Regions from separate parts of the Mus musculus genome. Here all the other regions are linked to region 1. Evidence: chromatin loops called from intact Hi-C (ENCODE). Cell type or tissue: left cerebral cortex. All regions are shown on one strand. Region 1 holds the start of Gm34978 (a long non-coding RNA gene). Region 2 has its middle 58 kb from the start of Gm52577. Region 3 holds the start of Nkx2-4 (NK2 homeobox 4). Region 4 holds the start of Pax1 (paired box 1). Region 5 overlaps Gm34689 (a long non-coding RNA gene).

Region 1 (5,000 bases):
ATGCAAGAAGAAAATGTTAAAAATAGAAATGGATGTGCCTAGTAGAAATACTATTGTCCTATTCGAATGACATGATGACTTGTTTTCTGGAAACGGAATCCTTCAATTGAGCCCAGGCAAGCATTGTATTCATTGTAATGTTGTGTGTTTAGACCTAGAGCCTGAAGGGTTTGCCTGCCTTTCAAGCTCAGTGCTACCAGGGGCTCATTACTATCATATTACTGGCTCCACACTCCTCGGAACTTCTGGGTAGTTTTCAGTGCCTTCAAGTGCTTAGATTGTGAGCAATGTGGGAAATAGAAAGTCAAATACTGACTGTATGAGGTGTGTACATCAAACGCCTGGAAATGTATAGACAGAGATAAAGACTCTTGTGGAACCCCTGTTACATTGAAGTCACTGCAGAACAATTCCAGGATAAACGCATATATGTTGTAAACAGCTGCAATGCACAGGTTGCAAGAATTAGAGCAGTCTGAGTCTCATTCAAGATCAAATGGTTCCTTTCTAGACTTTCTGTCAGGAAGAGGCTTTGCTGAGGGCGGCAGGAAGATAAAAGAGCACAATGACAGTCATGACATCTTCGGTGTGTTACAGACAGTAACAGTGAGGGGTTTGTGTCTAAATTGGGACTGCGTTTGAGATAGGACAGCATCATCTTATAATGGCTGGTTCTCTATTTGGGCCAACTTAAAGCTTTTGGGGGGCCCTCTCCATCTGCCTTGTTCTCACCTGAGCTTTGTGAGAAGCTGTTTTCAGGACACTGGTGGGTGAGTCATGGTGGAAAGGAGGAGGTATGTTCCAAGAGGAGCATAGAAACAAATGAGTCAAAGCCCACAGGGGCCAACATAGCTTACCTACTCTCTGGGCCTGTGACTTTTTGTGTGCATTATTTGTTTTAAAATAACACATGTGTAGAGAGAAAAATGAAAGATACAGAAGCAACATAGTGAAAACTTCATCTCCATCGGCTCCTCTCCCACACCTTGGTTTTCTTCTAGTTCATCATTCCACAAGACTCTTCTCTGAGGTCTAGCTGCACATCTCTGCACTCTCCTCAGCACCCCAAGGCTTTCCTATACACAGTGTGCTCTACATTCTGCCCAGCCCCAGCCTGTTTATTCATCACAGGCGAAATCTCTAACAGATGACCTGCTCTAACCCTGTACACCCAGGCTGTGGCTTTTTTTTTTAAGGGTTAGGATTATTACTCAATGATAATGACTTATTTTACACATTGTCTTCTGCTGATGTCAGGGCGGGAGCCCGAGACCCTCAGAGGACTCAGGGAGACCCTGCCAAAACGTTTCCAAACTGAATAGTCATTGGGCAGCCAGATAATTCAGAAACTATTTGTATGAGCTGTTTATCAAATTATTAACCGCACAGATGTTGTTTGGTTGAAGAGCAGCTGAATCCCCTCTCTGGCAGCCGCGGAGACAAAGGTCTCCAGGAATAATTGGAGATGTGCACGGAATATTAAATTAATTTACTGCTCTTAATTCTTATGCAAATTCTGACCTCTGATGGCGCCTATCAATTACCCCGCGCGCAGTGAAAGCGAAGGCGACAGTTTCTTTTCTTTGCTTTGCCTTTTTTTTTCTTTTAAGAACTCGAAAAAGGAAATATTTGCAATAAGCAGACCGTAGGAGCTCTGCGTAACTGGAATTGTTTAATTGAATCTCCTAGTTTTAGGGATGTCCGTGGAGGATAAAACCCCAGGGTGCAGAAGAGGGGTGCGGGGGCCGGGGGGGGGGCGGGAGAAGGGCAAAGGAATTTGGAGGTTTGGTTGCACTACAGAAAAATACAGCATCGAGTAGGGAACGATGCCGTTAAATAAAATGGGAATTTGCAGGGTGACTGGGGCCTTAGTCCTCATTTGGGCGGACTTTGGTGGTGGCTAGCAAGCCGGTTAGCAGAACAGCGCACTTCTGCAAATTGACAAGCAGTGTCCAGTGCCTAGGCGCCTTTGCAAGGCGTCTGCTGGACCGCTGTTTGCAGCAGCGATGGCTCCCTTTGCTGGTTCTTTAACTGTTTTTCTCATCTTTAGCGTCCTCAATCAAAAAACAATTTTTAAAAAAAATCTTTGTTTGAAAATCCAAACCTCTACTTGGTATTTCCACATTCAGCTCCACTGAAATCCCGGGTGGGCCGAAAGAAGATGTAATTGTCTCCTGTTTGGACACCCAACTCATTTCCCTGAATTGAGCAAATGCCAGGGCTTTGTCTGCGCTTGTGGCTTAAATGCTGTGTGCTTTCTGCGCCCGGGTGGTGAGCTGTAAAGACTGGGGTCTCCAAGTCTTTCATCATCGTTCTAATAAGGAAAACCAAATCGGGCGCATAATGTCATCAGCCCTGGCCCGACCTTGCGGGGACCTCCGCAGCCCGAAGATGTCTCCAGCGGCCCCCGGCGCAGCCACAACGCGTCGCCTTTCAGCTCCTGGCGGTCCCCACAAAAGCCAGACAACAATATCAATTAATCATGCAGCGGGCAAACAAGGAGATTTATCCCGCGACAAACAGCCCCACCGAGAGCCGTTGAATGGGCGTGATTAGCATGTGAAAAGACGAGCAAAACTCCGTGGTTCAACAGCTAAAGAGCAATTTGATGGGACTGGGATGGGGAAATTACTTGATTAGCGTCCGTCGGAGGAGAGCACGGTTACAGCCCCTCAGCTTGGAATCCAACTGCGGAACAAAACGCGCTGGTAAACGCGGCGACCTGAAGGGACAACGCGCTAGCGAGGGTGGCGCGGGGACCGGCACTGACACGCGAGCGACCGTGGGGGGCGGTAATAGTGGGCAAAGTGGCTGACCTACTTAGCCACTCCCCAAAGCGACAGGAGCTGTAACAGCTGTCCCACCTAGGCTTCTAGGCCTAGCCCGGGCGGGCATGACTTCCCCAGCTGATGTTGGAGGTCCGCCCTAATTTACACTCTCCCGACTCCGGCCGGGGAGAAGAGTGTCAAGGCTTGTGAGAAGGGAAAGGTCCTCCCACATCCTCCGGGGAGTCCCCTCGGTGGCTCCTGGAGCGTAGTCTACTACTCAGCAGCCTCTGCAGCGGCCCCAAGTCCGTTGCTAGGGCGCACGGCTCTTCAACCAGAAACTCTGAGGTTCGGTTTGCACAGGCAGTGAACTTTGGATCGCCTTAAGACCGCTTTTCCTGAACCGCGGAATTTAACCGCTTGGTTCCAACCTCTTAGAAAAGCTGCCCTTGTGGCCTTAGCACTTGGCAGAAAGAGGGGTGCGGGGGGGGGTCTGCAGTCCACCCGGAAGAGGTGGGGAGTTGAAAGGGGGCACTCCAATTGAGGATGACCCGCCTGGAGGCTCTCGAGGTGAGCTAAGTGCGGCGCCAGGGACTGCACGATCGCCTTAGTGTTAAGGACCGCCTGGAGCTGGCGCCAGAGGGATGCAGAGGTCAGTCCCAGACTTGCCCTGGATCCGGATACGCAAGGCCAGATCTGGAGGTTTGGGAAGTCGAGTCCTACGTTTTTCTCCTCAGTTCCAGAGGACAGCATCCAAGGCTCACAGCCCAGATTTGTATTGGGGGTGGGGGGTGGTGGTACACTGGGGCTCTTGGATAGACTTTTATTGATGAGGAAGAAAAGCTGTCCTATGGAGCTCGGAGGCTAAGGGTTCTCAGAACGAGGCCAAATGCCCAGTGAAATCCTCTGCTTCCCCAACAACCCATAGTAGCTGGACAGCCCATGTCTTCCCAGACTCCACCGACTCTGCCCCAAGCGCCAGCCCAATACAGAGGAATTTGAGGCTCTTGGAACCTTACCAAAAGGCCCAGACCCATAGCTCCCTTCTCCCTTGCTCCTCCCAGACCCACCAAAAGGGGAAAGCTCCCCAGTAGGTCACTAACCTCCTAGTATAACTGGCCCACCAAAAGATTCCTTCTTGCTCCTGCCAGCAATGGGGGTGCGCCAGGGAAAGGCACCAGGATCCCGCCTTCAGTTTATCTTGGAGAGGAAGAATCTAATCCACCTTCCCCGAAGTACATAAACACAAATCTAACAAAGCAAAGCTCCAAAGGACATGTTTGCCAAAACTGTCTTAAACACACTTTGCCCCTTGGCATGAAGGAACCAAGAAGCAAAGACTATTTTTTTTTTTGAGTGCGGGGGTGGGGATGGATGGCCCCATCCGCAGAACAATTGTCACTCAGTTGAACAGCGTCAATTAAACCAGAGCAAAACGGTCAACTTCAGAGGGCTTAAATTTTTTTTTTCTAAAATGTCTATGGTGGTGCGTGTTCAGTGAACTAATGTTCTCTGCTCGCTTCTAGTCTTCTCCTCCTTCCCATTCCACTAGGGCCTGATGCCCCAATGCAGCTTTCTCCTTTGGCTGTCTAGGTGGACCCTTGGGGTCGTGGATCCCAGACTGGCTCTAGCCGCTAGAGAAGAAAAAGCCTTGCTGGAGAGCGTGAAGTTTTGCTGGCGGTGGCGGTAGTGACAAGGCTCTGAGGAGGAGAGACCTGGGACCGGAAGGGCGAGACACCGCTAGTGAAGCCCAGACCTGTAGCAGTCCTCGAGCACACTAACTCTTCAAGGCGACCTAGCTGGACAGAGAACTCTATGTCTTCTGCCCCGCACTGTCTTTCTCTGATGAATGCTTATGCACCTGTGGTTCGAAGCGCTTCCTGGGGCGACCAAAGCTGTGCATTTTAATTCCAAAGTCAAGTGATTGAGCCCTGTCAAAGTTGGGAGAGGGAAACACGATGGAGACTGCTCAGAGTTGGCTTTATAGTTATTTTTGCAAGTTCTGCCCGGTACCCACAGTATTGGCCAGAAAAGCAAAAGAGGCCGCTGCAATTTATTCCAATGGGCGGTTTTTAAGAAGCTGGCAATTTGAACCGGCTGGGTGTTATTTAGTGCAATATGAAATCAAATGATCCTATTTCTCAAATAACAGTGTCTGTGAGGAGAAGTGAATCCTCTGAAAGGGTAATTGTCTGCTGATGGTGTTTCCCATTATACCCGATCTTGGCCTAAATG
Region 2 (5,000 bases), 200 kb before region 1:
CTCTTCTCCCTCCTAGCAAAGCAAACAATTACCAAGACAATGAGGACAGCCTTAAGTTAGAGGCAACTGGGGTGTGGGTGGCATGTGGCCACCCTAACCTTGAAGGTGACCTCCCATAAGAATAGAAGTCACTGTGCAGAACAACAGAAGGCAGTCGAGGCATTTGTGGGGAAGCCAAAGGAAGGATCTTGTGTGGGGACAGCAGGACAGTCACTTGCTTAAGACCCTTCAGGCCAGCACACATCTCTGCACGCTCATTCAGATGCACTGTCTGGGAAGTGGGACTGGCAGAAGAAAGGCTTAGGATTGGAAAGCTGTGGGATCCGTTTGCAAGACAAAGCTGGTATGACCAATCTGCGGAGGGTCCGGTTAAAGGGACTGAGGGTAATCTGTGGGTTTGTCCTGTTAAGTTGCAAAGGGTAAACTCATAACTGGGCTGTGGTTCTCAGTGGGTTGGGCTTCGTATCCAGCTCCTGTTTTGCAATATCAAGAAAGAGAAGTGGAGCTGGAAACCTTCCTTAGAAATCAAGTTTTTTTGTTTTGTTTTGTTTTTGGTTTTTGTTTGTTTGTTTGTTTTGTTTGTTTGTTTTTTTGCCAGGCTTGGTGGCCCATGCCTTTAATCCCAGCACTTAGGAGGCAGAGGCAGGCGGATTTCTGAGTTCGAGGCCAGCCTGGTCTACAGAGTGAGTTTCAGGACAGCCAGGGCTACATAGAGAAACCCTGACTCGAAAACAGAACAGAACAGAACAAAACAAACAAACAAACAAAAAAGAACACACAATCTCACAGAACCTAGATCTACAGTTCAACCTGATTTGAAATTATGAGCATTTTTTTTAATGTTTCTACTACTTAGAAGAAGTGTAAGCAAATAAGAGAGTATTTCAACCGTTCCAAGAAAGCTTTTGTGTGAAGATCCTATGGGTTAACATTAGTTAAAAGGCTTAAAACAAATGGCCCTTTCCACTGATCATTCTTTGAGCTACTACACTCCTCTTCCAATGTCCTACGGACCAGAAAGATTGCTGTTCCATTGGCTGTATCCACTCCCAAAATCTTGACAAATGATAACAAAGTGAGAAAGCATTGGCCCCTGAGCTCCGTCATCCAGCAGAGAATTTTCTGGAATTTTGGTGCTCTCAGAAGTTCTCAACACTTAAGGAGATAATGTCTAGGTTCTCCTTACCACGTTCTCCTAGTTACATCATATGGCCCCCTGTTATATGCACCAAACTGATGAAATCTGTGGTTGGTTATTGAAGGAGAGCTGGCTACTGTTACTAGTTCTCCAAAGGCCTACACTCATTATAGCCTGTTCTAGACAGCAGGCTTGGCACCAGACAGCATAGATACCATTGTTGGATCCTATCTCAAAATTCAATAAACTTCAAAATTCAATAAACGGTAAAACACGTGTTGCAAGAGGAGCTTGCAGGTGTGAGGTTGGTGGGGGAGATGTATGTCTTCACGGGCTTTGGAAGCTCTGTTGAAGATTTTAGTATTTGTAGAAAGCACTGAAATCTCTGATCCAGAGGCTGAGATGGAGTAGTTTGGGGTTCTGAGGAAGAATCTAATTCAGAATAGAAGAGCAAACTGTAGAACAGAATTGTAGAACAGTGGAGATGAGTGGGCAAAGCAGTTGTGAAGATGATTTCGGGGTGCAGGTGATTTGGTGACCCCCCAACTGTGAGCAGTCACAGCAGAGAAGCAGAGAAGTACCACGTCCCAACCCTGACACCCCTGCAAGGGTGTCAAGCCATGTTTCTTCTGCACTGATCCAAGAAGACAGTTGTCCTTTTATCTCCATACTAAGGGAGCACAGATCTACACTAGTGATGCTTTATTCCAGCATCCACGGAGAGGTCAGCCCCATCTCTCCCTCTGTATCCAGGAATGTTGGGATCCTAAAATGATAGCGGCTTGGGCTTCTGCTGGCCATCCAGAGTATAGTGTCTACACTTCTGGAAGTAGTCAATTACCAGAGTGGTTGATGTAAAAAATAAACCATATTTTGGAGGTACAAGCACATTTTAGAATCACCATATGGTACATTGTCCTAGTATGCACATGGCAGTTAACATTTTAATGCACTATATGTGAGATAGGTGAGCGATTCAGTTTCACCTTAGTATCAGTCATCTGGCTGGAAGAGGCGATAGTAGGTCTGAGCTTACACAACACCTTATGGAAAGTGGAGGCAGTGTCAGCTGCTCGTTTATAAAACAAAACAGCCAGAAATGGGGTACCTGCACGCGCGCACGCGCACACACACACACACACACACACACACACACATACACATGCCTGTGCACAGACCTCTTTCACATGCCTAAATAGCCTGCCTAGAGCCTCCATTTTTGAAAGATAAATGTTACAACTGTACCAGGTATCCTTTTAAAAGGGGATATTAAGTTCTTGAGATGGTTGTAGGGAAAGGAGACAGGTTCCGAAAATATATATTCTTGTCCATCTAGGTAAGCATCTTGGCTTCTTAAAGTTTAAATAGTTAAAAAAAAATTAGCCACCTTTATTGTCTTAGTCCACCTAGGCGTCTGTGAGCTCCTTTCTCAGAGCCGTCATCATTAAATAAGACAGCAGAGGGCGCACAAGCACAGCATGATAGAAGAAGAGACCCTGTGGGTGCAGTTCGGCTCTTGGCCATAATTCACTTCCTGCCTCAGCAAGGTACAAATTCAGGAGTAAATGACTGTGGCCTTGGGCTATAGTCGACTTAAAGAGGCGTGCAGACACCTAAAAGGCAGTATGAGTTCTTTTTTACCGTTAGAATCAAAGGCAATTACACAGCATCTCTTAATTGTATCCTATAACACCTCTTAATTGAAATTAACTAAAGCTTCCTTCCACGGGTATTATTTTAAAAAACCAACCAGAGCTATTATTTTAAAAACAAAACAACAAAACAAAAGTCTTTGTAGCTGTCAGCAGGCTCAAATACCACAGGTTTGGGAGAAACGATGAAATAATTGGAATACCGGATTCCTTCCTGAGAGCTTGAAACAGGCCGTGAAAAAGGAGGAAGGCAGAAGCAGCACTTTAGCAGTAGACGCATTCGAGTAAACATCCGTTTCTGTGCACACTCCATTTCCATTGGCATCTGAGCACAGATCTTAATTCAAGAGGTTTAACCTGCTCTATGGGAAATGAATGAAAGAGAATGCAGCACAATGCTGGAAGAGCTTCACGTCTATAGACGGCTGAACTCTACCCCCATGCCCTGTAATTTGGGTGAGTTTCCTTCAAAACTATTAAGGCATCTTCATTGGAGCTGGGGTAATCCTCAGTGGCACTAATGGTGTGCTCCATGTGCCAGTAAGTGAGATAAACGATAGCAAACTTGTCTGAGCAGATGCACCTAATGACAGAGGCGGAGAAGTGTAATACGGCAAGGACGGAAACGCTCAAAGGCAGAAAACAAGAGCCCCCCAGAATCACTATGAGCGTGTTAGTGTCCAGGCACCAAGTGAATGATGCATGCGTCTAAATACCTTGTCTGTCTCCATCTCTAGTGCAGTCTACCTCTTTGAAAGGTCAGGGTCACAAACGGAGGAAGGAAACCCTCTTTGGTTTCAGATCTCCATTTCCAGAGAACCCCAAGAAGTTTCTAGTGGAGGAATAAAATGAAAGCTCTTGAATTACAGAATACTCGATGGGGCAAGAAGATTGTGTCTAATTGTAACATACCGCCGAAGAAAATGGCACATTTGTTTGCTTCAGGCTGAATTTTCACAAGCAAAAAATAAAATAAAATAAAATAAAATAATAAAATGAATCTTAGATAGAAGTGACTGACAGCATGGCTTGGCTAATGAGCTTGTTTCTCTTCCACTCCCACCCCTACTCTCACCCTCACACTGGCATGATTGAAGTCCGACATTGTCTTCTTATTCACATTTACAAAAGAAAGCTTTGAAAAATTTGGTTCCCCACCCTGGAGAGGAGGTGCTGCTTAACCAGGGGGTAACAAGATGGAGGCAGTATAATTTGGGTCCTTAGTAGTTTTAGTCTTTGGTTTAAATCTACAGTGGGGTGTGGGGGAAAGGATTGTTGAGAGAGGGGCAACATCTTTTGGCTCTTAGCGCAGACAATTTCAATGTTTTTAAATGAGCCAATAGAAATGGGCTTCCACAAGGCACTGTTGTGAGTGAGAGACTGCTTCCTGGCTTGCTCTAAACCCCAGAAACCTGACTGTAAAGATTAGGCATGGTTCCTTTGACCCCAGAAGCCTCACACAACACATTTTTCCAAGGCTTATTAGCTTGGAGTTTTTAAGGAAGACTGCGGAAGGATTTGTCAGGGATTGAATCCATACGAGGCATCAAACCCACATGAAATTTGTCAAACAAGTTAGAATGTATATATAACCTATCAATTTGAGATGTTTTTTTCTCATAGCATTTTCCCAGGGTGTGATTGACATGTCTAACTCCGGTTGAGATAAGTGTGTACAGGAGAGTCTGTCACTCTCAGCATTGGGATTTCCACCGTCTCCTTTTACTCCATTATTGTTATTACTGTTATTATTGTTGTATTAAGAACACTTAAAGGTAATAAGCTTTTGACACAGACTGTTAGTTCCTACGCACAGAGCAACGGGTATCATTACAGAGGTGTCGTGGATTGGATTCCTCTTCTCTTGATGTCTTCTGTGGCCTGTGCCATGGGTACACACACACACACACACACACACACACACACACACACACACACACACACGCATGCACACGTACACCATCACGGGTGTGCATGTGGAGGTCAGAGAACAACTTAGCGAAGTTGGTTCTCTCCATTCATCCATCCTTATGTAGAGTCCTGGAATCACCCACACTTGCCTGAGACGTCATCTCTCCAGCCCCAAACTTATTCTAAGGAGCTCTCAGGTGATTCTCATGCCAGGGCATTTCAGAAAACACAGGTGAATGCTTTGTTAGTGTCTGTTAGAAAGGTAGACCAGTTACTGCAGACTTCCTGTAGCCCAGTTA
Region 3 (5,000 bases), 250 kb after region 1:
TTCTTTTTATTCCATTTCTCTATTTTACCCAAATGGCAGTTATTCCTCAGCAATCACGTTGCTGTGTATATGATCCACTTTGGGCTACAATTCAATTTACTTTCAATCAAGCATTAACGAAATTGCACTTAGGGGAGGGGCTTTGCAAATTAATCTCCCAAAATAAATTCCACTTCAAGGATTCATCGTGAAAAGCTGGTTGATTTATAGAGATACAAACACCAACAAAGTTTCCGACTTCTAAAACTCTTGAGAGCTTTGGTTAGGAACGTGGTGAATGCGTATTCCGTCAGTCAGTTCTTCCGCATAACTTAGGAACTTCTGAAAGAAGGGAAATCACCACCTCAGAGTGTGGTGTCACATTATTCGGTCCGGGGCTGTTGCCTTCTCCCACCCCCAGTAAAGAGGTTCAGAGCAGCCTGACCCTCTCCGTGACTCATTCGTTCTTATCTCCATGCACTAAAGGGTCAGCATCTGTACATTTCCCCCATCCGTTCTTGCAGTTTCTTGGCGGATCCTGCGAGTCGCAGGCAGACCCTCGGGGCTCATCACCACGTTCTGCCATAGAGCAGGTTGGCGCCGAGCACGCCTCCGCCGTAGTCCCCGGTGGCCGCGTCCAGGGCCGCTAAGCCGCCCCCGGGACCATGCAGAGCGGGCGGGCTGGGCGACAGCTCCTCGAGCTCTGGCGCGGGCGTCGGGGCTTGCGGCTGCTGGCCTCCCTGGCCAGGCGTCGGGGTGCCCGCGCCGTTCTGGCACGGCTTGCCGTCCTTCACCAGCACCGGTACCGCCACGCGGCGCGGCGACGGCGGCGGCGGAGGCGGCGGGGGGCCCAGGCCGCCCTCCTGTTGCAGCTGCTGCGCCGCCTTGTCCTTGGCCTGCCTCTTCATCTTGTAGCGATGGTTCTGGAACCAGATCTTGACCTGCGTGGGCGTCAGGTGGATCATGCTGGCCAGGTGCTCGCGCTCGGGCGCCGACAGGTACTTCTGCTGCTTGAAGCGCCGCTCCAGCTCGTAGACCTGCGCTTGCGAGAAGAGCACTCGGCGCTTCCTTCGCGGCGCGGCCGCGTGCAGCGGTGCCAGCGACTTGGCGGCGTCCGCGATGCCGGTCAGCGAACCCATGCCGGCCACGTTCACGCCCGCCGACGGCCCCATGAACCTGGAGACTGGGGAGGGGGCCCAAGAAGGACGGCCGGTGAGCCCCGGGCCTGCGAGAACCGTTCCCGCCGACGCCCCGCTCGTTTTAAGTGACGGCACGGGGCCCCCGACTGGGTCGCGGCGTCCCACGAGCGCCGCGGCCCGAGCCCCACTCCCTCCGCGCACCCGGGGGCCCGGTGACCCCCGTGCGCCCCAGGAGGTTCCCGAGAAACCCCGCGAGTCCCGGGCCGCCCCGCGCGTCCCCAGCCTGGCCCCAGAACCCCTCGCGAGCCCGAGGCCGCGTGCCAGGACCCCCCGCGCGTCGACCCTCGGGCGCCGCTGACCAGGACGCCAGCACCCTCGCGCCCCGGCTGTGGCGGGAAAAGCCCGCGCCGCCAGCCCGCCCTCAGTCCCGCGCGTCTGGCCCCGCTCACTTGACGAGTAGCGCGGGTCCGTGTTGGCGCCGTACCAGCCGGTGGCCGCGGCCGCCGCGCCGCCCCGCATGCCGTCCGTGTAGGCGGGCAGCTCACCCATGTTGCCCAGGCCGCCGTTGCAGTAGCTGCCCATGGCGCTGTGCGGGAACTGCGAGACGCCGGGAGGCATGTGGTAGGTGGCGGCCGCCGCGGCCGCCGCCGCTGCCGCCGCTGCTGCCGCCGCCGCGTTGTGTCCGGCCATGGCGTGGGGCGGCTGCATGCCCGCCGCCACGGCCGCCGCCTGCGAGGAGGGGCCGCTCGGTGGCGCGCGGTAGGCAGCGGCCCCCAGGGGCGCCCCCAGGCCGGGCGGCGCACCGTCCATGACGCCGCCGAACTTCTTGTAGGTCTCCTCGATGGGGCTCAGGATGTCGGAAACGGAGAAGGGCGTCGTGTGCTTGGGGCTCAACGACATGGCTCGGCGGACGGCCAGGTAGGGGGGCCCGGGGCGGGCGCGGGCGGGACGCGGCGGCCGCTCGTCGCCGCCGCCGCCACTTCGGCCCGGCGGCAGCGCCAGTGGAGAGCTGTCCGCGGCGCGGCGAGCCCCCGAGCTGCGGGATCTCGGGTTTATTTTAGTCCAGTGCCAGGTTTACGACAGACTCGGGGGGCGGAGCAACATCCCCAACGAGCAAACAATGGTCATTGACATCTTTTTCTCTCACCCCCCTTCCAGATAACGGAGGCAAAAAAAGGTAAAGGGCCAGTTGGGTGTTTCTGGAAAAGATTGCCCCCCTTTCTAGCTCCATCCTTCGCGCTTCTATCCGGGTTACCTTTAGCCCTAGAGAAATAAAAACTCAGAGGCCACTGAAAGAGCCACGCTTGTTTCATGCAGACTGTGAGTTTTCCTAAAGTGACTTTGTGGCAAAGTTCAGTAGAACGTCGAGGGGTGGGTGTGTGTGTGGGGGGGGGAGGACAAACAGCTGTTAAGTTTGGGAGGGGGATGCTTTTCAGGGCTCTCTTCCTTTCTAGCTATCAGCCCCTCACTGGCTCCATCATCTAAAGTGTTAAAAATAAAGGGGGCTCTTGGGTCCCACCATAAGAGCACATAAAGAGGAGAGGTACAATGACCGTCCTCTGCCATTGTAGGGCTCTCTAATTTATGCATCGTTAGATCCTTTAAAGCGTCATTTTGTAGGCAACCTAACGGACACTTCCAAATTAGCTCAAAGTATACAAATCCAAAGAAGAGGTACAGCACGCAGAGAGAGAGATGCTGACTTGTAAGTATGGTGCTCCTACTCTCAGGGTAGAAACTGAACAAGATGAAGTGTATTTGCTAAAAAAGTTTCATATTTAATTTGCACCTTCATTACCGCTATATTTTCTTTGTCCTCATCCCCAGAATCTGACTTAGGGTTTATTCTTCTGTCACTATCCTGATATGAGAGAATGAGGGAAAGAGAAAAAGAGGGAAGGGAGGGGGAGGGAGGGAAAGATGGAGGGAGGGAGGGAGAGAGAGAGAGAGAGAGAAAGAGAGAGAGAGAGAATTCAAGTATGTCTACTTGTTTGTAATGGATCTTTTTGGTGGTGTTGGGAAAATAACCTGTTTAAAAAGTATCAACGTTGATGTGGATGCAGAAAGCAGGTTAAAACGACAGCTCTCTTGAAAAAATTCAAACCCATAAGCTGATTTTTTAAAAAAAAAAATTCGTTTCTTGGTATACAAATGTTCCTGCATAACAAAGAACTTATACTTTATGAACTTACAGTAAGTGCAAGACAAAAGACAAAGAAGTGTGCAGGTACCAGTAAAATTGGAAAACATGGGGATGAGCAGGGAAACAAAGACACATTTTAAAAGTTTTCCTCAAAACTGGAGTAGAAGAAAGAAAAGTGTTTCTTATGCAAGATTTTATTGTATCTAAAAACAAAGGCGTGACCACCAAAGTTTAACCTGGACTCACATGCCGTGGAGATCTGAACTGCTCCACATTCTCTTTTTCTTGGTTTCAGCCCTGTGGTGTGAATGCCCTTGATGGTTTTGTCTTATTATTTTAGTCAACATCTGTGTTCATTTCAGTGTCCTTTTGCAAAGAATCTGCCTGTTGTAGGGAGAAAAAAAGACCATATGGTCACTCATGGAAAGAAAATGACAACCAGAATAGTGGTTAATATTTTAAAACACATACTGTGGGACAAAATGCCAGGTCCTAGCAGTTGTTTATAGACATCAGTTACTGTCTTAACAAGATTAGTGTTGCTACATTCTGACACAATGCTACTTTTACAGGTCTTTCCTGGACTTGGGACACTTGAGCTAGGTCACTTATGCTGGAACTGCCTACTTATATTTCTTGAACTAATGATACACAAAGAAACCTTTAGGGGGGGAGGGCACTCAAATGCTGGGATCCTTTTACAATGTGGGTTTTAAACTTTTTTTTTTTACCTTAAATTGTATTCCTTACTACTTACTAGCTTAAAAACAACAAAATGTAATCTTAAACTTTAAACAAAGATAAGGTAAGTAAATATAGTTGCCATAATATCTGTGAATATGAAAGCCTCTTGCAAACCATTATTTTTTTCAAGCTTAGACACATTTCAAACATGAAGCAGTTATCATAAACTTCATGCTGATGAGCTAGCCAAGCCAGAAAACTTGGTTAGAGGTCTTTTTCAGATTAATTTTTTATTTTCAAGTTATATATTTATCTTGTGACATTTTATTTGTAAAACTCCAGTGTGGCAATTTTATAAGTGCTTATACTATATTTTGTTCAGTTTATCAATGCACGCAGATCTGGAGGTTTCCCACTATAAAATGAAAACATAAAACAAAACAGAATTTCTAATGAAATTCACTTTCTGACTGTTTAGGAACATCATAGGCCAAGTAGAATTCTTTTCCTGGACATGAAATGTTCTGGAAGAAAAAAAAAATTCTTAAAATCCCCCACATTTTCTTTTATCAGTTATTTGTGTCTTACCCTAGAAATTTCATACCTTTAAAATATAGTTGCTATTTGGATGTGTGCACGTGAGCTTGATAATAGACTCTGGAGGATGTAAACATTAGTATATCAAACTAATGACAAAATAGTTTGATACTCTGTTGAAGATTTCCATCAAACTCATTTCATCCAATTATTCTCTGCCCAAACTGTGAATGGAAATTTATAGTTAGTGATAGTTAAATTCTATTGACTATATGTCACGAAAATGTATTTCTCAGGAATGCTTTCTTGTTATTTCCTCCCCTTTTCTTAGCACTTAGCAGAAAGAAAGGAAAGAAAGAAACTCTTAAAGAGAATACAGTAGTGAAAAGAGATGGTTCTCCTTCTCTTAATCTAGTCTCCTTTCCCATTTCCTCTCCTCACAACACTTGACATTGTATTCTGCTAGGATTGGCTCCACGTCTTGAAGCACAATACTACTTTACATACAGGGGACAGCA
Region 4 (5,000 bases), 530 kb after region 1:
GAGGGGGGAAGCCAAGAACTAGGAGGAGGGGTAGAGTTTCTGGGCGGGGAGGGGGACGCCAGGCTCGGTGACGGGAACCAATGAGCTGCCAATTCGTGAGTCTCCAGCGTGACTGTAGAGATTGACGTGGAGGACACGTCAAATTGATTCTCGCACCCTGCAGCTTCCCGGTCAGACGAATTTCTCCCAATCGGATGAAGTTCACCTTGGGCCTGGGGTCGCGGGCCTGGAGAGTGTCCTGGGAGCGGGCGGCGGCGGCTGCGGCAGGCCCTGGGGCGGGCGGCGCGCTGGGCAGCGGCTCACTGCGCGTCTCCAGCCGCCGCGGCCCACGGCTCGCGCGCGCCCTCCCTCTATGCCTCTCCGGCGGTGGCGGCGCCCGAGCTCTCCCGGACTGCGCCGGGCCCAGCCCCCGCCGCTCCGGCGCCAGGCAGCTGGCCGGCCCGCGCGCGATGGGTAAGGGGCGAGCTTCAGCCCGGGTGCGGGCGGGTGCGGAGCTGGGTTGAGACTCTCTGCCTCCCTCCCTTCCTCCTGATCCACTTTCCCTGGGCAGAAGGGTTCTATGTCCTCAGGAGCCACGTCCTCTGCTGCTCCCAGCCATCGATGGGTCAGTCCCTTAAGTTCAGGGAGGAGGTGAGGGTATGACTAAAGTCGCGAAAGGGCACCAAGGGCTGAAGAGCACAATGTCCCTGACCCCGACATGTGCCAGCCTGTCCCCGGCTGGCTCTGTCCTTAGATCTGAGATGTCGGAGGCTGGGGTGGACCTGCGGGTTATCTCAGAGTCGCGCTAGGGTGCAGTGCATTGGTTCCCCAAGGACACCCTTGAGTAACCCGCCGGTGTTTTCTCCCTCGCCTGCTCACTCCTATCCGGCGCGTCTGCAGAGCAGACGTACGGCGAAGTGAACCAACTTGGTGGCGTGTTCGTCAACGGCCGTCCCCTGCCCAATGCCATCCGCCTACGAATCGTGGAGCTAGCACAGCTGGGTATCCGACCCTGTGACATCAGTAGGCAACTGCGGGTCTCTCATGGCTGCGTGAGCAAAATCCTGGCGCGCTACAACGAGACCGGCTCCATCCTGCCCGGGGCCATCGGGGGCAGCAAACCTCGAGTTACCACCCCCAATGTAGTGAAGCACATCCGGGACTACAAACAGGGGGATCCTGGCATCTTTGCCTGGGAGATCCGTGACCGGCTACTGGCTGATGGCGTTTGTGACAAGTACAACGTGCCCTCTGTGAGCTCCATCAGTCGCATCCTGCGAAATAAGATTGGCAGCCTGGCGCAGCCAGGGCCATACGAAGCAAGTAAGCAGCCGCCTCCGCAGCCTGCACTGCCCTACAATCATATCTACCAGTACCCCTACCCCAGCCCAGTGTCACCCACGGGCACTAAGATGGGCACTCATCCCGGGGTCCCCGGCTCGGCGGGCCACGTCAGTATCCCGCGTTCATGGCCCTCCGCACATTCAGTCAGCAACATCCTGGGCATCCGGACGTTTATGGAGCAAACAGGTTAGTCGTGGTGTCTTAGTCGTGATGTCTTCGGTAATTTTCTACAAAAGGCAGAACTTGGGACGGGAGGATGAGCGAGGGTGTTGCATGCCCTTCTCCTTCTAGAACTGACTTTGGCTCAAAAGTAAGTTCACGACTGGCCACACAGGCTGGGGGTCCAGAACCTTCTGTGAGAGTCTTCGGACATCTTGAACTTTTTATGACAACTATGGAAAATATTTCTCAAGTAGAAGAGCAGGCGCAGACCACAAAATCGGAGGCCTGAAATTGCACTTTTTCATTCTTGCAAAAAGAATGCAAATGCCTATCGCCAAATCTAAGCCAAACAAACCGCTTGGGCCATTTTTGCTCAGCCCCTTCTTTAGCTTTCAGGTTCCTTCAGGAGCTGATGCGGGCTCAGGAGGTGTTTCAAGTAAAAGAGAAAGAACCCCTGTAGTCGGTGTTTTCTTTTTCTTTTCTTTTTTTAAAGTATGGGCTAGACCTCTGTTGGGTTCAGAGGCCGTTCATGTCCTGCCATTAGAATAGAGGTAATGACGCCCCATTCTCTTTGGGGCAGTTGCTAGGACTTGTGCTCTGGTTGTCATTAAAATTCAGTCAAATATTGGTAATTTCTGTTGCACGAAAAAGACTGAAAGTTTCAGGCAACTTTGATGCCCTGCCTAGGATGATATATATGTGGTGTTTTCTGGAAGCATTGGCTCCTTTCCCAAGCAGCTAGTGTTGCCTTCCTTAAGGCGCCTTTGCCCCCTGCCAGGAGCCGACCTGAGCAGACCCAGGACACACAAGCTGGGGAAAATGGATCGCTTAGCCCAATCTCCGAGGCTCTGCACACTGTTCATTTAGGTGGCACTATACCAACATAGCACCAACCAAAACTATCCATGGAGCAGCAGAAGGCAGGTGGTTGGGAAGTGGCTACTAGGTCTGCATCCACCTTTCAAGGTTTCCCTCAGCAGGGGGCACACACCTGATCTGGGAACAGCTCTGTGCTTGAGACATCTTGGCGTAGATCTTGGAGTTGGTGTCTCTTTTGAGAGACCAAGAATGTCCCTAGAGGCAGACCTGGGCCAAAACGGTCTTCTAGCCTTCTGGGTGCTAATAAAAGACATCTAGAGGTTTACAAAATTTTCGTGAAGTTGCCTTGAACTTGAATCTTTCTTGTTGCTGCTTCTGAGCAGTGAAGAAACTGCCTCCGGTTGAGCCTCGCCTGCTGGTACTTAAGCTTTTTTCGTAGGAAGCGGGCCAGGGTTGGAGGAAATGAACTGGAGGCCCCTCTCTCCCTTGCTCGGAAAGGCCGGGTCCTGCCACCTCCCCCACCTCCAAAGAAAGGCCTTTGGAGTTTGTGGCAGCCTCTGGGGGGTGGGAGGGGATGTCTGGCAGTGCTCGCTGATTCTAGTTAGGTCGCTGATTCTAGTTGGGTCGCTGATTCTAGTTGGGTCATTGGCTCTGTACAAAAGTCTGAGCTGGAGGTCTTCACGAATGCACAGATATCCACTCCATCTGCGTTCCTGCAGGGGCCCTGGCTGGGAGCGAAGGCGCTGCCTACTCCCCCAAGATGGAAGACTGGGCGGGTGTGAACCGTGCGGCCTTCCCCACCTCGCCAGCAGTGAATGGACTCGAGAAACCTGCCTTGGAGGCAGACATTAAATATACTCAGGTAACCAGAATGCAGGGCAGTAGGTGACCTTGGCGGGGGGTGGGCACAGAAAGGGTTAGGGTGAGGAGAAAGAGCAGCAGCGACTCCCAGCCAGGCTTTGCGAAGTCTGGGCAGAGAGCATCTTCCAGCGGCCTATTGCTGTCCTCAAGTCCCGCAGTCCTAGTTAAGAGCAGTCTGGCTTTCGAGTGAAGATTGACATGCCTTTCGATTAAAAACAAACAAACACCCTGAGGTTTTAAAATCAGATTGCTAGGGAGTCCTAGAATCGTGACAAGTGACAGGACAACAGAGTTCGTGCCAAGGCGGCCTGTGCTGGAGAAGCCAGAGGGTTTTCTGACGCTGTCTCCTCCTTTCTGTAGTCGGCTTCCAGCCTCTCCGCAGTGGGAGGCTTCCTTCCTGCCTGCGCCTACCCGGCTTCCAACCAGCACGGAGTATACAGCGCTCCAGCAGCCGGCTACCTATCTCCCGGCCCGCCCTGGCCACCAGCCCAGGCACCCCCACTGACGCCCCACGGAGCTGGTGTGGCGGTGCACGGCGGGGAGCTTGCAGCGGCAATGACCTTCAAACACCGAGAAGGTGAGGGGCGCCATTTGGGAGGTGTCAGGTTATTGGAGGGGTTAGAAACTGAGGAGAGGAGCTTGGAAGACAGAAGAAAGGAGGGGGGGTGATGAGTGGGGGATGGGGGAAAAGTAGGGGAGGGAGACTCGAGGCGATTGGGGTAGATTCATCAAGATATAAGATACAATTTCCTAAACACATGAAACTCAAGAAAAATGAAGACTGAAGTGTGGACACTATGCCCCTCCTTAGAAGTGGGAACAAAACACCCTTGGAAGGAGTTACAGAGACAAAGTTTGGAGCTGAGATTAAAGGGTGGACCATGTAGAGACTGCCTTATCCAGGGATCCACCCCATAATCAGCATCCAAACGCTGACACCATTGCATACACTAGCAAGATTTTATCGAAAGGACCCAGATGTAGCTGTCTCTTGTGAGACTATGCCGGGGCCTAGCAAACACAGAAGTGGATGCCCACAGTCAGCTAATGGATGGATCACAGGGCTCCCAATGGAGGAGCTAGAGAAAGTACCCAAGGAGCTAAAGGGATCTGCAACCCTATAGGTGGATCAACATTATGAACTAACCAGTACCCCGGAGCTCTTGACTCTAGCTGCATATGTATCAAAAGATGGCCTAGTCGGCCATCACTGGAAAGAGAGGCCCATTGGACACACAAACTTTATATGCCCCAGAACAGGGGAATGCCAGGGCCAAAAAGGGGGAGTGGGCGGGTAGGGGAGTGGGGGTGGGTGGGTATGGGGGACTTTTGGTATAGCATTGGAAATGTAAATGAGCTAAATACCTAATAAAAAATGGAAAGAAAAAAAAAAGGAAAAAAAAAAAAAAAAAAAAGAAAGGGCACCTAGAGAGTGAGCGGTTCACTTTAAACTGCCCCTTTTAACCTATTGAGAGAGAAGGAAGAGGGTCAGGCTGGTAATCAAGACTTTAGGTGTCATTGAAGTTCTTATATCTTTGGTCAAATTGTTGCCCGTTCTGGCTTCATGTTCTCCATGCCAAGAATGGTCTAAAACGCCCACATTTGTGTAGACTGCAAAAATGTGTTAATTGCAAAACACCCCAGGCCCACATTTGGGTAGCCTAGAAACAGTAGCTTTCTATAGTGGAGAGAGTCCTGCACTTCAATCCTACAAGAGCCTGGGTTGGACCCTATCAGTGACACTCCTGACTTCCACAGCTGGACTCCCCACTGAGTCTTGCCCTTCCTTTTCTTCTCGGTTCCTTTTAAACCTTGGCCCTGCTCTTTCTTAGACT
Region 5 (5,000 bases), 110 kb before region 1:
GTCAACCCTTTGTCCTTAAATTAGTTCCCATAAAAATCTTTTTGTGTTTTGCAGCTTGTTATGATGTCTTGAGGCTGGAGGAAACGTTGCCATTAATTATGTCTTTGTTGAATATGGATATCTATTCAGAGTTAGTTGAACAGTTTCAAACAAAATTAGCATCCAGCGACACTCAGCCAGCTTTGGGCTGGTTATCAAGACTATTCCTCTTTTCTCCTCCTGTTCTTTTTCTCTTTAATTTTTTTTTAAAGCTGCGAGAATGCTGTTCAGCAAGTGTGTATTATCTAATATATTCAGCTTTCGGTTGCCACTTTTTCCAGATGAAGATGAGCTTAATTGAGGTTGTCCTTTTAAGTTTGTAGAGCCCTTCAGCATTCCACACAAAAGCGTGTAGAGGCTTTTCATTTGTCTTGAGTATGTTTCAGATGTACAAATATTATTTATTTTAAGCTCTGAATCAAAAGGTGTGCTATAACTCTGTTAAATAAAACATTACTCAGGACTGAAATATATATATTGAAAGTAAGCCCGTCCCCACTCATTATCAAAATATTTTATGTGACAGGAACCCAGTGAACAAATTTTAGGATTTATACTGGGGGAGCTGTTTGGCCACACATTCCCGGCAAGCAAGCAAGCACTTAGCAAAGGAATGTATTCTCGATTCCACTGAGGATAAATATTACAAATCCACTGTGCAGCTAAGCTCTGAAGTTAGTTCCCTGTTTGACTACCCTGGTGCATAGATAAGACCAGGGTAAAGCTTAACTCTGAAGAAGTGAAGTTCATGGGTGGAAGGACACTCAAGCGTATTATACATCCATGGGGGAATTGTTGAGAGAGAGAGATAGAGAGAGAGATTTGGCTGGCTACAGCCTCAGTCTATTCACACCTGTTTGTAGGATGAGGGTCAAAAAGGCAGATGAAGGAATTTAATTCCACGAGGATCTAAATCAAAATATTAGAAAGTATTCTTCATTCCATGCCATGTGGAAAAAAAAAAACCCTGAGAAATAGGATAAGATCTCTCTCTCTCTCTCTTTCAGTTTTAATAATACCAACAAAAAGTCCATAAGTATCGCACTAGCAAGAGTAAATTAATTGGCTTAGGAATGAAAATTTCAAACAGTCCGGTGGATGAAAATGATTCCCTATTATAGAGAAAACAAAGGGTATGGGACTCTGATGAGGGCCTTGTATATCTTTAAAATATTTTGTATGAATTTTCCTTCCTTTCATTTACTTCTGTCTCCTTCCCCGAGTATGGAACCAGTGCTGTTTGTTGTTAAGTATTCCCTGGGAAGAGGCGCTAACCTTGCACTGCTTTTAAGTATAATGTACATTTTTCATTTTAAATGGGGGCTCATAATGACATTGTGTAGAAGAGATTCCAGGCCTCCCTGGTTATCACCATGTCTCCTTGAGCTGCGCTTCTGGAAAAAAAAAATGCGAAGAAGGTAGCTCTCTGGAATGAATAAATTCTGTAGCCTGCCTGTAATTATTTATTAAAATAGATTAAAGAAATAGACTAAAAAGGAACCCGCCACCCGTGTTAGAGAGAACATAATAAGAGTACATAGAAAGGGAAAATTAACACCAGGGAGGAAAGAATGTAAGATATGCGTGTTCAATAATACAGCCATCTCTGCATTGTTGGCTCACGGGCAGACACACTCCTGGGTTTTTCATTTGGCAGGGTGGGCTGTGCTAATGAAAACGTGGGTTACTAATACGGATGTGTATGTCTCTAATTAACATTAGAATTGAGTGGTAAACATAACCAGGAGAGAATTCAACAGAGAAATGGGCTAAAAGAAACCGGAGTATCAGGGGGGAGGGGAAGGAGGCGGGTTCGAAAGAAGAACTCCACAGCCTTTCTTCAGATGGGTTTAATTTTGTCACTTGAGTCAAAATTGGAAACCCGTTTTCTAGTACAATTGCTTCTGTGTTTAGTGAGTGTTGCAGACTCTTTATTACAGGGGAATTTTATAAACTTGGCACCTCATCATCAAGCCATCTTGGGGGTCAACTTCCCACTTGTACTTTTAGCTCTAAAGCAAGTACTTTATAAAAGTGTCTTCTGATTTGTAAGATTTACCATAGATTCTGAGATGAGCTTCCAAACCTAATCCCTCACCGAAGTACCCATTTGTCTCTTCATGTTTAAACTGCTACGTTCTGTTAACTCTTATCAAATGCAATAGAATTCTTTAACAAGGCATCAAAGATAAATGTAGATTTGTGTTAATTCTGCGTTTTGTTTTGTGATTGCTGTGGTGCCAGTCTGTGATCCTTGGGGGTGAGTACAGCAGGAATAGGAGAGGTTTAGCTTTATGGTCGATGCTGATATTATTCGTGTATTCCTTTTAAAAATACCAAATGTATAACTGGAAGTGCTATTTGTGGGCAGTTACTTTAAAATATTTTAAACCATATTTAAATCATATTTAGCTAAAGAAAACAAAATAAAACCTCACCATCTTTTTTTTTTTCAAACAAGATATACTAGCATCTATTTTCACTGTTTTATATCAACTTCACCATGCTATTTGGATGGAATAATGTGCTATGATGCTTATTATGAAAAGAAACAAAACAGAATACAAATGTACACAGTAAGAGGAAATGCTTCTTCTAGGAAAATAGACATTTTTGTCTTTTATATTTTTGAAAACTATTTAGTCAAAACAATAACATGATTCATTGAAAAAGCTAATGTCTAAAAAAACAAATCAGCACTTAATTTCCTTTTGTATCCATAAGGCTAGTGTAACCTACATGATTTTTGGAGGCAAAGGAAAAAAGCCTCTGTATTCTTTAGTCACAGGAATACTCAAGAATTTCAGCAAAGCTCAAGTATGATCCTTGTGTTTAATCAATTTAAGGACAACTTTCTTTCTTGGTAAGATTTAATGCTTAGCCCAAAAATTGTATCAAAAGAAAATGTACATTTCCAGTGTAATAGGCCTTTCCTTGTTAATTTGTTAGGGGGAATGCATACAAATGTATCTAGAGAAATGCTTTGCATCTGCAACATAATCAGATGCAGGCGTGGCGGGCTTCTGAGCTCTGCACAGCGGACCGAGAGCCAGCGGCTTGCCCGTTTTGAGGCTCAGAAAAGCAGAGACCTCATGAAAATGCACAGCCTGAATTCTCATCACAGCGGGTTGCCTCGCCACAAAGTTATTGCCAGGGGACAGTGTTCATTAGCTTCACCAATTCTGTACTTCTGTTTATCTGTCTATTACCATCTTAGCAGAGTAAATCATTCCTGTTCTTCCCAGATCCAGTCCCTTCTCCTCCCTCCAAAACCCAACATTTGTTACCCATAAATGGGGAAATGCTCCAGGACAAGGGCAATAGCTTAAATTGAATTTTCCTAATGATTTAGTGAATCCTAGCACACATTTTTACTTTGTTGTTTAGACTCAAGAAGGCATAAAATCTCCACCATCTATTTATCATGTAGTTATTTTAATGTAAACATGTGTCCATTTAGATGAAGTGTTTTCATTATTAAGCTAATTCCAGCATGTCTCAGATAGACCATGAGAAGGGGGCAGAGCTCTGGCTGACAGTACCAAACCTGTCTTGGCTCAGCCTGCTGTCAGATACGTCTTCATTAGGTTTTGTCATTCACCGGTGGCAAATGCTGTATAAATGGAATGACGATCAGGCCCGCCTTGATAACTTGTCTTATCTCATTAGTTTTCACATCAAAGTTAATCAGCAATGTGAATTGTAATTGCTAGAGGAGACAATGCGTAGATCGCTGGTCGCCCCCCCCCCATGGCATCTTGAAACATCAGCAGGCTGGTTGGAGCAGATAGGCTCGGAAGGAAAATGATGTGGAAGGCATAATAAGCGAGCTGCTCAGAATTAATGAGCTAACCCAATAAGAAAAGAATGGCCAATCAATGTGAGTTGGGCAAATATAATTTAGAAATAATTGCTTGATTGGTTGCCTATAGTAGACTGATTTGACCACACACAAGGATTAAGAATTAAGATGTCAAGGCAAAAAAATAATTTGGCAACTGAGGGCATGTAATTTTTGTGTCCTTCTTTTTATGATTGAAAGAGATGTGTGTTTGATACGCTATTCGCCAGAATGAAAACATTAGACACCCTCTTGTTCTCTTTCTGTTTCCCGCACAATGAAGGCCCATTCAGAACACAATTGTGATACTCCTGAACGGGACATGAAGAAGGTGTGGAGGGAGGGAGGGAGAAAGGGAGGGAGGGAGGCTTCACTCAAAGGATGGATGGGTTGGCACACAAAGCATTTGCCTCTATTTTGAGCTATAACTTGACCAGGATGCTAAAGTGATAGATGCAATGATCTGCAAAATATATCAATTGTCTGTCTTAGGTAGGCCTAAAGAGTTCTGCTCACAACCTACATGTTCCTAATGCAATATTTTTCTGACAGCTATTCACCAATTAGCAAAGGGCCCTGGCTGTATTCTTCTGTCAAAACTCCGGGAAGGTTCAGCCAGAAGGTAAATTTGCTTTGATCTACATTACACCTAATTGAGTCACAAGCAATGTCTCTATCCCAACATCAAGAAATGTGAAAATGTTAGATTATTTCACTGGGGATTAAACCTAATTTTCGCGTGTTCTGCATTAACCTATTAGGCTGGCTAATCTGCATTGCTAATGTGGCTGAGGCAGCTGTCACAGCTAAAGAAAAACATGATCATGCAATCCTTGAATGAATGATTCCCGGCCTGATTAGTCTTAGTGAAGTTAGCTGAGCCCTGGTGATAAGGAAGGAAAATTCCCAGGTTGCCAATAGCTTTGAAAATTATCAGACTGTAGGCAAAAATACACCTCATGATTCACAGGCTTGGGTCCAAATGCCGAGTTGAGTGACATTATTTAAGACTGACGAAGGCTAACTCGAGTTGTCACTCGCATAAATGTTTGTGTTTATTTTTAAGAGACTGATGTAATGGACGCAGATTTAAATGCTAATAGAAGCCAGCCAGACACAT

What was found. Peaks named below come from ENCODE experiments on the same cell type or tissue, not always from the same donor. Only the 100,000 strongest peaks of a DNase experiment are listed, where the experiment ranks them.
Region 2: a loop joins it to region 1, with 2.8 times the contacts of the local background. A loop is called at or near these places in 5 of 42 quality-filtered maps.
Region 3: a loop joins it to region 1, with 5 times the contacts of the local background. A loop is called at or near these places in 12 of 42 quality-filtered maps.
Region 4: it touches region 1 in a loop (6-fold over the local background); 6 of 42 quality-filtered maps call a loop at or near these places.
Region 5: a loop joins it to region 1, with 2.6 times the contacts of the local background. A loop is called at or near these places in 6 of 42 quality-filtered maps.

The regions. Positions count from the first base shown.
Region 1 is chr2:146,832,012-146,837,011 of GRCm38, forward strand. Gm14114 (a long non-coding RNA gene) reads right to left here. Exons shown (of 4, transcript XR_375064.4): 3 at 3,869-5,000. Gm34978 (a long non-coding RNA gene) reads left to right here and starts at 1,829. Exons shown (of 3, transcript XR_003953940.1): 1 at 1,829-3,335; 2 at 4,359-5,000. In left cerebral cortex, no CTCF peak of the experiment used is centred here; DNase peaks (open chromatin) are centred at 2,287, 2,861, 3,042 and 4,750; H3K4me3 peaks cover 1,240 bases; H3K27ac peaks cover 260 bases.
Region 2 is chr2:146,631,229-146,636,228 of GRCm38, forward strand. No RefSeq gene overlaps it. Among named protein-coding and RNA genes, the nearest start is that of Gm52577, 58 kb to the left of the region's middle. In left cerebral cortex, a CTCF peak has its summit at 2,615 (motif pointing right); a DNase peak (open chromatin) is centred at 2,598.
Region 3 is chr2:147,083,328-147,088,327 of GRCm38, forward strand. Nkx2-4 (NK2 homeobox 4) reads right to left here and starts at 2,018. Exons shown (of 2, transcript NM_023504.1): 1 at 1,568-2,018; 2 at 549-1,162. The coding sequence starts at 2,018. The coding sequence ends at 549. Gm34889 (a long non-coding RNA gene) reads left to right here and starts at 2,212. Exons shown (of 4, transcript XR_001783500.2): 1 at 2,212-2,295. In left cerebral cortex, no CTCF peak of the experiment used is centred here; DNase peaks (open chromatin) are centred at 264 and 2,809.
Region 4 is chr2:147,364,854-147,369,853 of GRCm38, forward strand. It overlaps Pax1 (paired box 1), which reads left to right and starts at 141. Exons shown (of 5, transcript NM_008780.2): 1 at 141-453; 2 at 880-1,509; 3 at 3,024-3,166; 4 at 3,526-3,742. The coding sequence starts at 195. In left cerebral cortex, no CTCF peak of the experiment used is centred here; no DNase peak of the experiment used is centred here.
Region 5 is chr2:146,719,665-146,724,664 of GRCm38, forward strand. The region is part of intron 1 of Gm34689 (a long non-coding RNA gene); the gene reads left to right. Among named protein-coding and RNA genes, the nearest start is that of Gm34689, 12 kb to the left of the region's middle. In left cerebral cortex, no CTCF peak of the experiment used is centred here; a DNase peak (open chromatin) is centred at 3,080.